Regions from separate parts of the Homo sapiens genome. Here region 2 is linked to region 1. The links are chromatin contacts, found by Hi-C or POLR2A ChIA-PET in ENCODE. All regions are on one chromosome and are shown on one strand. Each heading gives the region's core, a stretch centred on a gene start or an enhancer-like site at or near the end of the contact. The rest is flanking DNA. Distances are from core to core; before and after follow the strand shown. Region 1 overlaps PMEPA1 (prostate transmembrane protein, androgen induced 1). Region 2 has its middle 130 kb from the start of NKILA.

What was found. A loop is a pair of places that touch in the nucleus more often than their neighbours do. ChIA-PET counts read pairs that join two places held with the same protein, here RNA polymerase II (POLR2A). Pooled maps may share reads with other maps.
Region 2: a loop to region 1 is called in a map of heart right ventricle, with 2.1 times the contacts of the local background. The contact joins two enhancer-like sites. A Hi-C loop is called at or near these places in 4 of 168 maps with a recorded cell type or tissue (B cell, IMR-90, K562 and 1 more), 3 of 37 single-sample maps with no recorded cell type and 4 of 50 pooled maps. POLR2A ChIA-PET finds 5 or more read pairs at or near these places in 1 of 52 experiments (Panc1).

What each region holds. Positions count from the first base shown.
Region 1 is chr20:57,656,095-57,662,337 of GRCh38, forward strand. It overlaps PMEPA1 (prostate transmembrane protein, androgen induced 1), which reads right to left. Exons shown (of 4, transcript NM_020182.5): 2 at 3,449-3,603. Among named protein-coding and RNA genes, the nearest start is that of ZBP1, 39 kb to the left of the region's middle. RefSeq lists enhancers at 1,642-1,771, 5,623-6,243. Within about 2 kb of position 1,622, at least 12 of the 41 ENCODE cell types and tissues checked have a DNase peak (open chromatin) inside an H3K27ac peak, as active enhancers do; they include heart right ventricle, where a contact is called at or near this core.
Region 2 is chr20:57,834,984-57,842,181 of GRCh38, forward strand. No RefSeq gene overlaps it. Among named protein-coding and RNA genes, the nearest start is that of NKILA, 130 kb to the left of the region's middle. RefSeq lists enhancers at 213-874, 875-1,535. Within about 2 kb of position 3,853, at least 2 of the 41 ENCODE cell types and tissues checked have a DNase peak (open chromatin) inside an H3K27ac peak, as active enhancers do; they include heart right ventricle, where a contact is called at or near this core.

The DNA.
Region 1 (6,243 bases), core at 372-2,871:
ACGGGATGGCCTTCTATCAAACTTCGAGGACTCAGAGATGTTTCTAAAGAATAAAGAGATGTTCCTAAAAAATTCGGTACCTCCCATGTCCTCAGGAGATACTGAATTCCCCCACAGCCCAGCACAAGGGGCCTGGGGGAATTCGGTATCTCCTGAGGCCATGGGAGTGGACGCTAGGTCTTTGGCTCCCGCTGCTGGCAGATTGTCGCACATTGGCCTGGCCACAGTCTTGTCCCTGCCCCTGGGAAATGGGCCCTTGGTGGGCTGGGTTCTCTCGGGAGCAGGAGACCCACACTGAGGACTGATTGGGGGATAAAGAGGACAAAGGGTCACCCCATCCAAGGCCTGAGTTCCTAGTCTGAGCAGGCCTTGGGCACAAAGACTGGGATTGCCTTTCTGGGTAAACCTGAAGTCTGCGCCACTCCGTGGCTGGGCGGTCACTGCAGTGACGTTCTGCATCATGTCCCGAATACCCTCGGAGCAGCGCCAGGGTGGAAGTGCCATCCCTGGTCGAGGGGCTTGCCTGCACTGGAGCCTCACCCTCAGAGGGCAGATCCTTGCCCAGTGTCACACAACAAGGAGGTGACAAGGCCGAGAAAAGACCTCAGAGCTCAGGGTCTTACCTGAGATGGTGAGGCAGGTGGGTGAGGCACGAGCTCTTGTCTCCATACAGGCAAGAGGGGACCCCCAGGGTCACCCTGAAAAGGGGCCATGGTCGGATAGCCATGCCAGGGGCAGAGCATGGATGGGCTGGGGGGATGTAGACTGGGCCCGGGACAGATAAGAGCTGTATGTGGATCTCTATGGAAGGCCGCGGGGCCCAGGGACTCCTGTCTGGCAGGGGGTCCCCAGGGGAGCTGCCACATTCTGCTTTAGGCCTAGTGAGGCTCCACGTTTACCCAGCCAGGCATCCCGGGCGGCTGTGCAGGCGGCTGGGTAGACAGTGGGAGGAGACTTTCTATTGGCCGAAGGTGTGACGGAATCCTACCCCTTCCTGGCAGCAGGATCCCAGGTGCCGTCTCCTGCTCCACAACAGTGAAGCCCCTGCAGTCGGCCTCTGGGTACGGTACACTCTCCACTAACTGCATCCTCCCCATGACCACGGGCCGCACAGGCCTAGCTTCAACCCACTGTGGAGATGCACACACTGAGGCTCCGAGGGGCAAGGTGAGTCCAGCCTGGAGTTAGTGCCCCTCCAGGGCTGGTGCCTTCTGGAATGTCCAGGCACCGTCACTCTCCCCAGCACTTGAGGGAGGACGGAATAGGCTGTGGGCTCTTCACACCGGCAGTGACAAGCAGTGTGGCCTCCGGCAAATGTTCCACCTCTCTCATCCCCAGTTTCTCCTCTGGAAAGTGGGGTGAACCCCTGAAGTCCCTGATGGCATCCCTGGGCAGACGTAACCAGTGCTTGTTGCTGGAGTGGTAGCAACAGCAAATAAACACGTCGGGGCTTGAGAGCAGCAGGTCTGCAGCACGCCCTCCGGACAGCGTGCTGGGACGCACAGTGGGCCCCGGGTCTGTGGGCCAGGCATTCCCATCAGAGGTCCCAGGGCTGATGCTCCTTGCCCTGGCAACCTGGTGACGCACTGAGGCTGGGGCCTGATGCAAGCAGAGGTGTCCAGACCTGCCAGGGACAGGCCTTCCGGCTAGGGACTGTGGCCAACAGGCTTCTCAGCTGACTTGGCTCAGCCCAGGGACTCTGGGCGCCACCACCAACCCCAGGCGTCCCCAGAAGTGGGGAGGCCACACTCAGTGCTGCCTGTTCTGTGAGTCCTCCCCACACCTGGTGAGCCCCGGCTCAGAGACGTGCCGCAGCCCCAGGGCTGGCCACGTGCCACCTCCTCCCCACAGTTCCCAGCCTGCTCTTTAAACAGCCGCTTCCTGCCCCACGTGGTTGAGTTACACATCCTGGGTGCAGAGATGGAAGCCATTAAGAGATTAACTCTGTGCCGCCCTTTGGTCCACCTGCTGAAGGATACCGAACAGCCGGGCTTCAGGCGGCCGACATGGAGCCGGGAGTTCACCGTCAGAGGCGGGCAAGTTCCCACCGACCCAGATCTGCCCTGTTTGCCCCTGACTTTGTGGAGATTCGAAAGGGAAATTCTTGGGGTTTCCAGAACACCCACCAATGCTCACAACTCTGAGAGATCAACACCCAGGACTGTAATGGAGAGCGGGGTCCCTCCTGCAGGGCTCTGTCCTCCTCACACTCCCGCGCCCACTTCACCTGGTCCTGCACAGCACGGCCTCAAGAGCAGCTCGCCCCAACTTCCTGGCCACGGCCCTCGGCTTCCTTCATCCGTGCACCTGCTCCTGTCTGCGCCCATCCAACTCACCAGCAGCACCCCCTGGGACTGGCTCACAGCCACTTCCCAAACGCAGGGGGAATTTTGCATACCCCGTGTGTGTGCTGGGTAGAGATCTGTCAGGTGGATGGATGGATGGATGGAAGTGCTTTTATAGCCAGTAATGACCAGACCCGTGCTCTGTGCTAAAGCCCTGAATCTCTGGGGAGGTGGATGTGACTGTCAGCCCATTTTACAAATGGGGGATCTGAAGCCCCATTTTGTAGATCAGGGACAGGTCTGAGGGCACGTGGCCAGTACTGGTGGAGATGGGATTAAACTTAGGCCCCGGGACCTGGTGTCCTGTTGCCTCTATGGCTCTCCAAGGCATTGTGACCACATGACCAGATGTCAGCATAGCACGGGCACGAGGGCAGGGCCGCCACCTCCCTTCCGTCTGGGTCAGGGCTGCAGGACTGCAGGCACCTTTCCCACCACTACCCCGGTGGGTAAGAGCCAAATGCCGGCCCCTCGTCTCCACCATCCTGTTGTGTCAGGCCTCTGTGTGGACCCAGAATGCCTTCCTGTGCTGCCTGCCCCAGGTGCCTCCCTGCTTTCAGCCTCATCTCTCTAGGTCTGTCTCCACTCAGCCTCGAGAGATGTGGGTCAAGACGGGGGTCAGCTTGCGCTGCTTGTGAGCCCAGCCCTGCCTCCCTAGCCGAGGGTTCCTCGCAGAGGCTCCCCCAGGTCCCAGTGGTCGCATCTCCTGCATGGCGCTATCACCACTGGGCGTCTCATCTCCCTCCTGGAACGTCAGCTCCATGACAGCAAGGACCTGTGTGCTGCCCTCTCCCCAGGCCCTGCACAGAGCCTGCGACCCGAGGCTGCTCGAGAGTCAGCTGAGTGCGTGAGTGGATCACGAAGCCTCTTCCCAGCCCAGCTCTTCATTCCCCACGTTCCTCCAGCATCTCTGAGGCCCGCCTGGCGGGTGCTTTCCTCCCATTTCAGGGGAGGAAGCTGCTGTCAGGTGGGCTCCCCAGCCCCTGTCTTCCTGCCCTGAATCTGTTTCCTGCAAACGCTGCCATTGGATCCCGTCTGAGTTTTTACAAGGGGCGTCCCACTGCCGCACCCTCAGGCCACAGATGGGATGGCGGGGCACTTACTGAGGACAGGGCATCTTCTCTCCTCCGCCCCTGGCTGTGCCGGCTGATGAAGGACCGTGCAGACAGCTTGTAGTGGCTCAGCAGGCACGTGATCACCACCACCATCACCATCATCACCACCACGATGATGATGATCTGAACAAACTCCAGCTCCGCTGTGGAGACAAAGAGGGACACGTGAGACCCTGGACACCTGCAGGTCGCTGTGCTCAGGGCTCAGCCCTTTTGAGCTTTTTCACCCACCTAGGGGGACGAGAGTGCAACCCAGACTCAGGAAAGCCCCCGCCACTCTCCCGGCAAGGTCACAGGCGATGCCTGGGGCTGGGGTACGTGCAGGGAAGCTGCTCTCACGGCGGAGGAGGGGGTACTGCTGGCTGGGAGAGCACCTCAAAGGTGTCCTGGGACCCAGACACCCCCTCTGTAGGGACTGACCGGAAGGAGGTAACGGGACAGGCAGGAGGAAGGCCCTGCTCTCTGCTCTCAGAGCCTCCTGGAGCCGTTCTGCAGATGCACAGCGTGAGCTGACTGGCAGAAAGGGAGCCCTGCGCACTGGCTCCTGTCGCTGGGCAAAGGCTCGGGCAGACGGTCACAGACCCTTCTTAGGGGCCCAGGGAGGGAGCAGTTGGGAGGAGAAGGGGACCCCTGAGTGCGGAGAGAGGAAGTTGGCACTGAGTTTGGGAGTGAAGCTTTGTGGAATTAAACAAAGAGGAGCTACATGTGAACGTGTGTACACAAACCTATGCACACCTGACACTCCTACACATATGTCAACACACCAACACTCCTACACACACAACACCAACACAAATGCCCCAACACTCCTACACACACAACGCTCCTAAGTACACGTCAACACCAACACACACCCAACACTCCTACACAAATAACACCCCAACACGTACCCCTAACACTCCTACACACAAAACACCCCAACACTCCTACACACACAACACCCCAACACTCCTACACACACGTCAACAACGCTACATACTCCAACACTCCTACACACACGTCAACACCAACACATGACCCAACACTCCTACACAAATAACACCCCAACACGTACCCCTAACACTCCTACACACACAACACCCCAACACTACATACTCCAACACTCCTACACACACATCAACACCAACACATGACCCAACACTCCTACACAAATAACACCCCAACACGTACCCCTAACACTCCTACACACACAACACCCCAACACTCCTCCACACACAACACCCCAACACTCCTACACACACGTCAACAACACTACATACTCCAACACTCCTACACACACGTCAACACCAACACACGACCCAACACTCCTACACACATATCAACACCCCAACACACACCCCTCAACAGTCCCACACCCAAGTCAACATCCCAACACACACTTCCCAACAGACACAAACACACACAGACACAGCGCACCACACGTGCCCACACACACACATCCATCCCAGGACTCACAAACACACGCCACGCTCAACAGGACGGGGGTGTCAGGACCCTCCTCTTGGTGAAAAGGCCTCAGAAAACCCACATTCCAGATGGCTGCGGATGTTGCCATTCGCATTTTCTAAGGTTGGGTTTTTTTGTTTTTTCTTTTTTGGTTTTTGATTTGTTTTTCCCCTAGAAGGCGGAAAAACCCTCAAGTGCTGGAATAGGAAGAAGGTTATTTTGATCCTGCCTGAGCCGGGCAGTTTCTGCTGACTCAAGCGGGTCTGTGCCGAAGCGGCCTCGGCAGCTGGCCGAGCACGGTGCCAGCAGAGCCCCCAGCAATGGGCAAGACGCCGGGTCCCTTGGAGTTGACACGGCAGAGTGGGCACCAGCCGGCAGCGTCCGGGGCCAAAGCTCCTCCAGCTTCGCCCTGCCCAGGACACCCTGCCCAAGGTGTGCAGGAATGTGACTCCCCAGACCCCGGCTGGCATGGGGGCAAGGAGGACTCCCCAGGGCTCCCTGGCACTAACAAGCAATTAGCCAGGCTCCCTGGGGGCCCCAGTTCAAGCCCAGTGCCACTGACTCAGTTCCTCCTCCTCCCAGGACCGAGGAACCAAAGCCGGGGGAGGGGGATCGGGGTGGGCAGGTGTCAGGTGGCAACTGGAGAAAAAACAGGCCGTGCAGAGCCGATGCCAGGCGCTCGGGCCATCAGACAGCCCAGGCAAGCACACTCCAAACCCGGGGGGCCCAGCCATCTCCTGCCACCAGCCTCGCTCTCCCCAAGGCAGGAAAGCAGCCCATCCTAGGTGGGAATGTCACTGTCTGTGAAGTGGCAGACGCCTCTCCACACAGAAGCACTCCCACACCTGTGTCCACTGCCACTCCTTCTTCCCCAACAGGTTTTCCAGAACTTCCCCGTCTCGGGCACTTTATGCATCTGTGCCACCCTCAGCGCGCCATTGTCTACACTGCTACTGAGCCAGTGTTTCTCAGCTGGGGCCGCGTCTGCACCCAGGGCTCAGCGTGCCACTGTCTACACTGCTACTGAGCCCGTGTTTCTCAGCTGGGGCCGCATCTGCACCCAGGGCTCAGCGCGCCATTGTCTACACTGCTAATGAGCCAGTGTTTCTCAGCTGGGGCCACGTCTGCACCCAGGGAACATGTGGCGATGTCTGGAGCCATTTTTGGTTGTCACAACTGGGGGGTACTCCTGGCATGGAGTGGGTGGAGGCCAGGGGCTGTGGTAACCGTCCTGCACCGACAGGACTGTCCCCCATGACAAAGAATGATCCAATCCAGTCGGTCATGCTGTGGGCTGAGCACACCTAAGAACGGGCGTTTTTATTATCATCCCCATT
Region 2 (7,198 bases), core at 2,603-5,102, 180 kb after region 1:
TCCTCACATGGCTTCTTCCCTCTGTTTCTCCTCTTCTTCTAAGGACACCAGTCAGATTGGATTAGGGCCTGTCCTGATTCATTATGACCTCATCTTCACTTGATTACATCTGGAATGACTCTATCTCCAAGTAACATCACCTTCTGAGGTCCAGGTGGATTAATTTTGGGGCAGACACAATTCACCCCAGGACAGTGGCAATTTTGTTTACTTGCTTCAGCGAGCCTTGTGAGGTGGGTATTATCACACCCATTTATCAGATGTGAAAACTGAGGCTGAGGGACTGAGGGCCCCAAGAGCTGCTAAGTGACAAATTCAGGACTTGTACCCAGAGCATTTTAGAACCCAGTGAGGTCAGGGAGTGCACAGGTCCTCAAATTCACACTGCCTCTCCAGCTGTACAGTCCACAAAATTGGTGGTAAACAGAAACACTGAAGAAGAAGAAGAAAAAAACAGAAAACTCAAATGGGCTCTGTGTGTTTATAACCAAAGACTTTCTCCAGAGAGTGTGGTATAAAATTTTAATATTTTAGGCAGGCAGGCAATACTTCTTGTCTAGACATTGAGAAATGTTCAGACACAGAATTATTTCCAAGCTCCAGCCAACACAGTGGCGTCCCCCGCATTCCCCCAGATGAGGGGTGTCATTTACTTTGCATTTGTGAGCAGACACCACAGGGGCCTGATTGCTGCTGGGAGGCCCGGACCTCCGCGGGTCGCAGCGTTGCCGTGGACCCCAGAGATGCCAGCGGCCGCGCTGTCTTTTCCCAGACAATTGAGCTGCTTACAAATCAATAACAACAAGGTTGACGGGGATGGGGGCTTGATCACACTGAGGTGCACACAGCTGTCAGAACGCGGTGACTGTGCACATGAGATCGTAAACTCCCTAATTAGCTTTCGAGGAGAAGGCGTGAGGGCTGAGGGTCCAGCTGGCGCTTCCTGCTTTGCTTTCTGTCTCTCTTGTCTGCCGTCTGGGAAGGTGAGCAAGCAGGCCCTCCGTTGCTCACTGTAATTGGTGATGAAGACGGGGACTGGTGCTCTAGTGCCGGATGTCTTCTGTGCTGTGTGCCCTTCAGCCGGTTCCTGTCCCTCTCTGTGCCTCAGATTCCTCATTGATACAATGAGCTCAGGCTCCCGGGGGCTTGCAGAGTTGGCAAAACTGGTCTCTTGACCCCTAACAGTTCCCATGGGACCCAGGCTGGAGACCAGCAGAGGCAAGGCTGGGAGACAGCAGAGGGCGAGGGCAGTCTTCCAGGCTCAGAAAGGCTGCTCTTGGCTCTTCCCATCCAAGGAGAGTCCCGCGTGGCCAGCACCAAGGATCTCTCCCACTTGGAGGTGAGGAAACTGAGGCTTAGAGCCAGGGCTAGGACTCTAGTCTTCCTGCCCTCGGGGGCCTCTCCTGGCTGCATCTTTGTTCTCCAGCATTTCCGGAGCACCGGCTGGGTCCCAGGCTGGGTGCTGCAGGTCCTGGTCTAGCATGGTAAAACCAACGGGACTTCCAAGCCCGAGCAGGGCAGGTGGGACCCTGCACCTTCCCTGACTAAACCTCCCTACTCATCTCGTTGTCATTAAGATTGAAGACCATTTATTGAGCAGCTACTGTATGCCAGGCACCTTTGAACACTCAAGCTGCTACGGTGGATGGTGGAGAGAAGGGTGGGTTAGTGGAGGGGAAGGTGTCAGGAACCCCGATGTCCTTGGAACAGAGCAGCCCCCACCCTCCCAGGGTGGCTGTGGACTCTTTCCTTCTCTCTTGAGCCCTCGCATGCAGTGGTGTCTGGTAGAAACATGTACTCTCCACCCGTCAAAGCAGCAGTAGCATAAATAGCATCAGGAATGTTGGAGATCTCAGGCTTTGAGGCCCAGAGTTGAGTTGCTACTTTACATGATTTAATTACCGAAAAAAACTGTGTTACTTCCCTTCCAACATAACCTTGCAGCGTCTCAGAAATGCTTGCCGAGCAAGCCTGCAGAAAAATTTGGAGGCTGGCGGGTGCTCCCCCTGCTTGTTAAGCACTCACTGTGTGCTGGGCTCTGTGCTTAGGACTGTCTGTGCACCGTCTGCTTACAGCCTTACAACAATCCTTTCAACGAGCCATACCTTTGTCCCATTCTACAGAGAAAAGGAATGAGAACTGGCAAAGCTGGTGTGGTCAACAGCAGGATGGCCTCTCAAAGATGCCCATGTCCTAAGCCTCAGAATCTGTGCTACGTTATGTTACAGGCCCAAGGGGGACTAAGGCTGCAGATGGAACTCAGGTCGCTTATCGGTCAACCCTGAGATGGGAGATTATCTGGGATTAGCAGATTGGCCCAGTGGAAACACAAGGGCCCTCAAACCTTTGTGGTTTTGGAAACACAAAGTAGAAGAGGAGGCAGGAGAATCGGCACAGAGCGATATGATGTGAGAGACGCCCGGCCAGGCTCTGAATGTGGAGGAAGGGCCACAGGGCAAGGAGCGTGGGGGCCTCTACCAGTGGGGAACATAAGATGTGAATTCTCCTCTGGAGTGTCCAGAAGGAACACAGTCTGCTCGACATCTTGATTTTAGAGACCCATTGCGGATTTCTAGACTGGCCTCTAGGTCTGCAAGATCATAAGCACGTTTTGTTTTCAGCCAGTAAGCGTGTGGTCATGTGGTTCCGCAGCTGTGGGAAGCCCACACAGCGGACTTCTCGTCTACGTCCGTGATGGGGGCTGCATCCATGCCCAACCTCAGCCACTGATTCAGGGATGGCCACGTGGACAAGGCTGGGAAATACAAAGCAATCCTTGGGCTCCGCTGGAACCAACAGGGGCGGAACGCTGTCTTTCCATCAGGGCTGCTGAGGGGATGCAGCAGGTGTTACCCTGGAGCTGCTGGGGGGTCTATTTGCGACCACGAGGTGCATGTTCATCTGAATGACAGAACTGGGTGAGAGGGAAGCGGGATGGTGACGTTGTGTGAGATTCTGGATAGACCATGCCTGAAGCCAACTGGCCTTTATGTTCCAAAAACCTGTAACTGTCCCTCTGCACTCAGGCTGCTCTGAGCTGTGCTTCTCATCACCTGCACCTGATACATTCCTGGCTGTCCCAGGATCCAAGCCTGGCTTTTGAAAGCCTGTAGGATTCGAACGTGGCCTTGCTGGTCCTTATGTACACTCTCCCTTTCAGAGTTTCAGAGCGAGAGGACAGAAAGTCAGACATCAGGGAAGCTTAGACTCATAATTGTGGAAAGGGACACTTGGAGAAGACTTTCAGTCTCTTTTTTTGAGACAGGGTCTCATACTCACTCAGGTTGAGTGCAGTCGTACAGCTCAAACGACCTCCCCAGCTCAAACGACCTTCCCTCCTCAGCCTCCCGAGGAGCTGGGACCACAGATGTGTGCCACTACATCTGGCTAATTTTTGTATTTTTTGTATAGACAGGATTTCGCTACATTGCCCAGGCTGGTCTCGAGCTCCTGGGCTCAAGCAATCTTCCTGCCTCAGCCTCCCCAAGTGCTGGGGTTACAGGTGTGAGCCACCGCACCTGGCTTTGTTTTACACTTTTTACACTGAGGTGCAGAGAGGGGAGGTAACTTGCCCAAGGTCACCCAGCTGGTAAGAGACAGTTGGAATTAAAACCTGCTTCTCAGCCTGCTCCGCCCCTCTTGGCCCTCAGCAGTCCCACAAGAAAGGGCTTCGGGTCTATAATTTCTGGTGGGTTTTTTGCTGACAGAACTCAGGAGAGACCTGAGCTTGCCCGGCCTTGTTTTTGCCACACTCATAATGCGGCCCACATTTTCTTGCGGTGGAGCTTTCAGAAGCTGGCGTTCTGACTGGGCCGCTCTCCAGCCCAGGACTCGTCTGGAAGCCGTTTGTGGGGTCTGCCATCTGGTGAGCTGCGGCTGTGCGGTTAATATTTCCCAGACTAGGCTGCTTCCTGGTCCCCCAGACTCTCCGGCCCCCTCAAAGTGCGGCAGAGAGAGGAATGTGCTACAGGCGGGTCCCCCGTCCACGCATGTCTCTCTCTTGGTTACCTGCCACGCTTCCAGGAGACAGATGGCTCCACTTAACATGTGGCTTGGAGCCAGGAGGTCCTGGACCCCAGGCCGGCGATACCAAACACCAGAGTGTCAGATGCAGGACTGGCTCCCATCCACCCAGTCCCAGCTGGGAACACGTGCTTTGTTTCTCCCTTCCTCCCAGTTCTCTCGTCTTTGTGTTTTTCAGCCTTGCCACCATTTTCAAAGACCCTTTTTATACACACCCTCACCCAGGGTTTATTCCAGAGGACTGTTCTTCTCTTACTGCCAGCTTGTCTGAGCGACCCCCTATCACTCATGATGAACTGGATGTTTACTTAGCACCTACCAAGTGCCAGGGAGTTGCAGACGGTATTCGCTCTGTAGCAACCTGAGATAGGTACGATTCTGACCCCATTTCAGTGCCAGGGAAGGCACCCAGAGCTGTGGAGTGACGATCTGAGGCCCACACAGCTGGGAAGAGATAAAAGCAGGGGCCATGATGACATGGATCTTATTATGCCCATTTTACTGTTGAGGGAACTGAAGCCCAGCACAGCCATGTGACTTGCTCAGAGACACACAGCAGATGAGCCGCCAAGATGAGGCCAGCCTCTTTCTGACTTCCTTCTGGTTTCCTTTCTCCCACAGGGACCCCACTGAGCCATGAGCTCTAGAATCTGTACGGTGGGCAGACGACCTTGACCACGGGACATGTTCCTTCTGGATCCTGCCCCAGGTCAAGGTGGTTGGAAACCCTCCCTGGCCTGAAAGCCGTTAAAGCTAGTGAATGAGCAGGAGGGTGGTGGGAGATGAGGTCAAAGAGACACCTTCTTAAATAGAGGAAGGAACCTGTTGATGGCATGTTCTACAACCCAGACATCCGACTGCCATTGGTTAAGGCAAGTGAACCACGTGCCACATACAGTGTCCATGCCACACTTGTGACGACGGGAGGGTGTGTGCAATCTCATTATCCCCAGTTAGCAGGAAAGGCCAGAGGCTCCAGGAGGTGACCAGGCAGAGGAAGCCACTGCTGCTGAGGCTGTCCCCACTGGGGCTTGTGAGCTGAGGGAGGTGGGCTCGGCTAAACATGAAAACTAGGAGAGGAAACCTGCCCGCAGCTTGGCTTTTGCTGGATGACAATGTGGCTCCACTTTCCCTATTTCCAGCCAGGCATTTCAGAGACTCTTGGCAGTATCAGTCCATACCGCCTCCGGAGGCACCAGCTACAGTGTCTGCTTGTGCATAGCTGGCGGGAGTTGCCTCTACTGAACTTTCCTCCCATGGGCTCTGTGGAGCTGCTCCTGAGAGCTGGACCTGAGAGCGGACGGGCCCAGATACCCCCGTGCGGGAGCTCATAGCTGCTGGTAAGCCAGGGCGGCATGTGAAAGTGTCTGTTCACTCATTCACACAAAAGTCCTCCTTGACACCCACAATCCTGGGCACCAGGATGCGGCCCCAGGCAGGGCTGGTGAAGTCTTTTCTCCTGAAGCTCATGTTCTACCAGAAGAGTCACAAATAAAAACATAACGCAGAGAAGTGACAAAGGATGGCAGGGGTCCAGGAAGACCGCTCCCAGGAGGTGGTCTTTGTGGAGAGAGAGACCCTCGGGGAAGGACTTGATGACAGAGGGCGTGGAGGGCCTCATGCATCGATTCCCTGCTGTCTGCTGGCTCTGGCCACAGGCACTCACTGAGGCCCATTTCATAGGTGGGAAACTGAGGCACAGGGAAGCTAGGCAACTTGCCGGGAGTCCTCATGCTAAGAAGCAGCATGGGCAGGCTTCAAAGCCAAGCCCCCGGCTCCAGGGCTCGAACACATAACCCCCGGGCTACACACAGTCTTTCCCTTGATACTCACCATATCCTGTGGCTCCAAGTGAAGATCCCGTGCATATCTAATGCCAAAGGACAGCAGCCCTGGGCACTAGCAGCCTGGCTCACAGAAAGCAGACTCCCCCACCCCGCGCCACATTCCCCCACCATTTCTGGGTGTCCTCAGGGGAGCCTTGAGTCGGCTCATGGGGAGGTCAGGCAGCTACAGCTTCCCAAGCTCTCTGGGCCAAAGGGCTGGATTTGTGTTGCTAATCAGACACCCATATGGGGTCCCCTGCAGCTCACGTCACACACGACCCACTATGTGAGTCTGACATCACCCAGACTGGGCTGAGCTCCGACTACATGCTTGGGGGTCGTGGCGCTGCCATCGTCATGCTTTTAAAAGCACCCCCAATGTCTGTGCTTGTCTCATCATGGATGGGCCACAGAAAGGCCTCATGCCACAAGAAGCACTCAGCTGTGTGGCCAAGTGGCCAAGTAGCATCCATCCGTTTGTCTCCTAGAGCTGGGCCACACAGGTCCCCTCCGCCTGCCCGAGGGGCCCCAGCATGTCTAACTGACATCATCATACAAACAAGAGCATGCAGATGGAGGGTGTGTCCCCAAATGCCTCCAAAGCCCCAGTCATTGGTTCAAACTCTGAGGTCTGAGCGCTGAGCTTCCGTGCTCAAACCGCTGCTGACCTTCACGAGCTCGGTGCTGCAGCTCTGCTGCCATGGGTCCAGCCTGCAAGTCTCCAGCAACTCTAGCAGCTTCTGGCCTGGAAGCAGCTGCCCACCCCAGTGTGCCTGTGCCCCCACGCTCCTGTGCTTTCTCTCCAGGCTGGGCCTCCCACCAACATGGCCCTCTCCCAGGAGGGATCCAAGGCTAGCATAGCTCTGCATGACAGGCGTGGTGGATCAGGGCACCTGCCCAGCTCAGCCAGTCTCCAGTGCCCCTTCCTCTGTGCCAGGCGGCAGCAGCACCCCTGGACAGAAGAGACAGCCAGGAAGGTGGTCTCATGGAAACCCAGTGGAGCAGAGAAATGAGGAAATAAAGCACATTCTATCCAACTTTAGGCAGGAAAAGCAGGGATTCGCCCCCTGCCTCATTTGCTTTCTCTTCCTAGAACAACCATTAAACTTTTCCCATGCTCAGCCACCAATATGGATTCAATCTCTTTTCAGGTTTGCTTTTGCTGTGAGAATGACTCCAGTCATGTTTTGTGTTCTCAGGCACTCACTGTTCATCTCCTAGAACAAATTGGGATGCCCTTGGGTTTGGGGCTTCCTGAGCCTCCTTCCTTTGTACCATCTTCGTCCCTGTTTCAGAAACAGAAGACATTATTTTTATTTATTTATTTATTTATTTATTTATTTATTTAT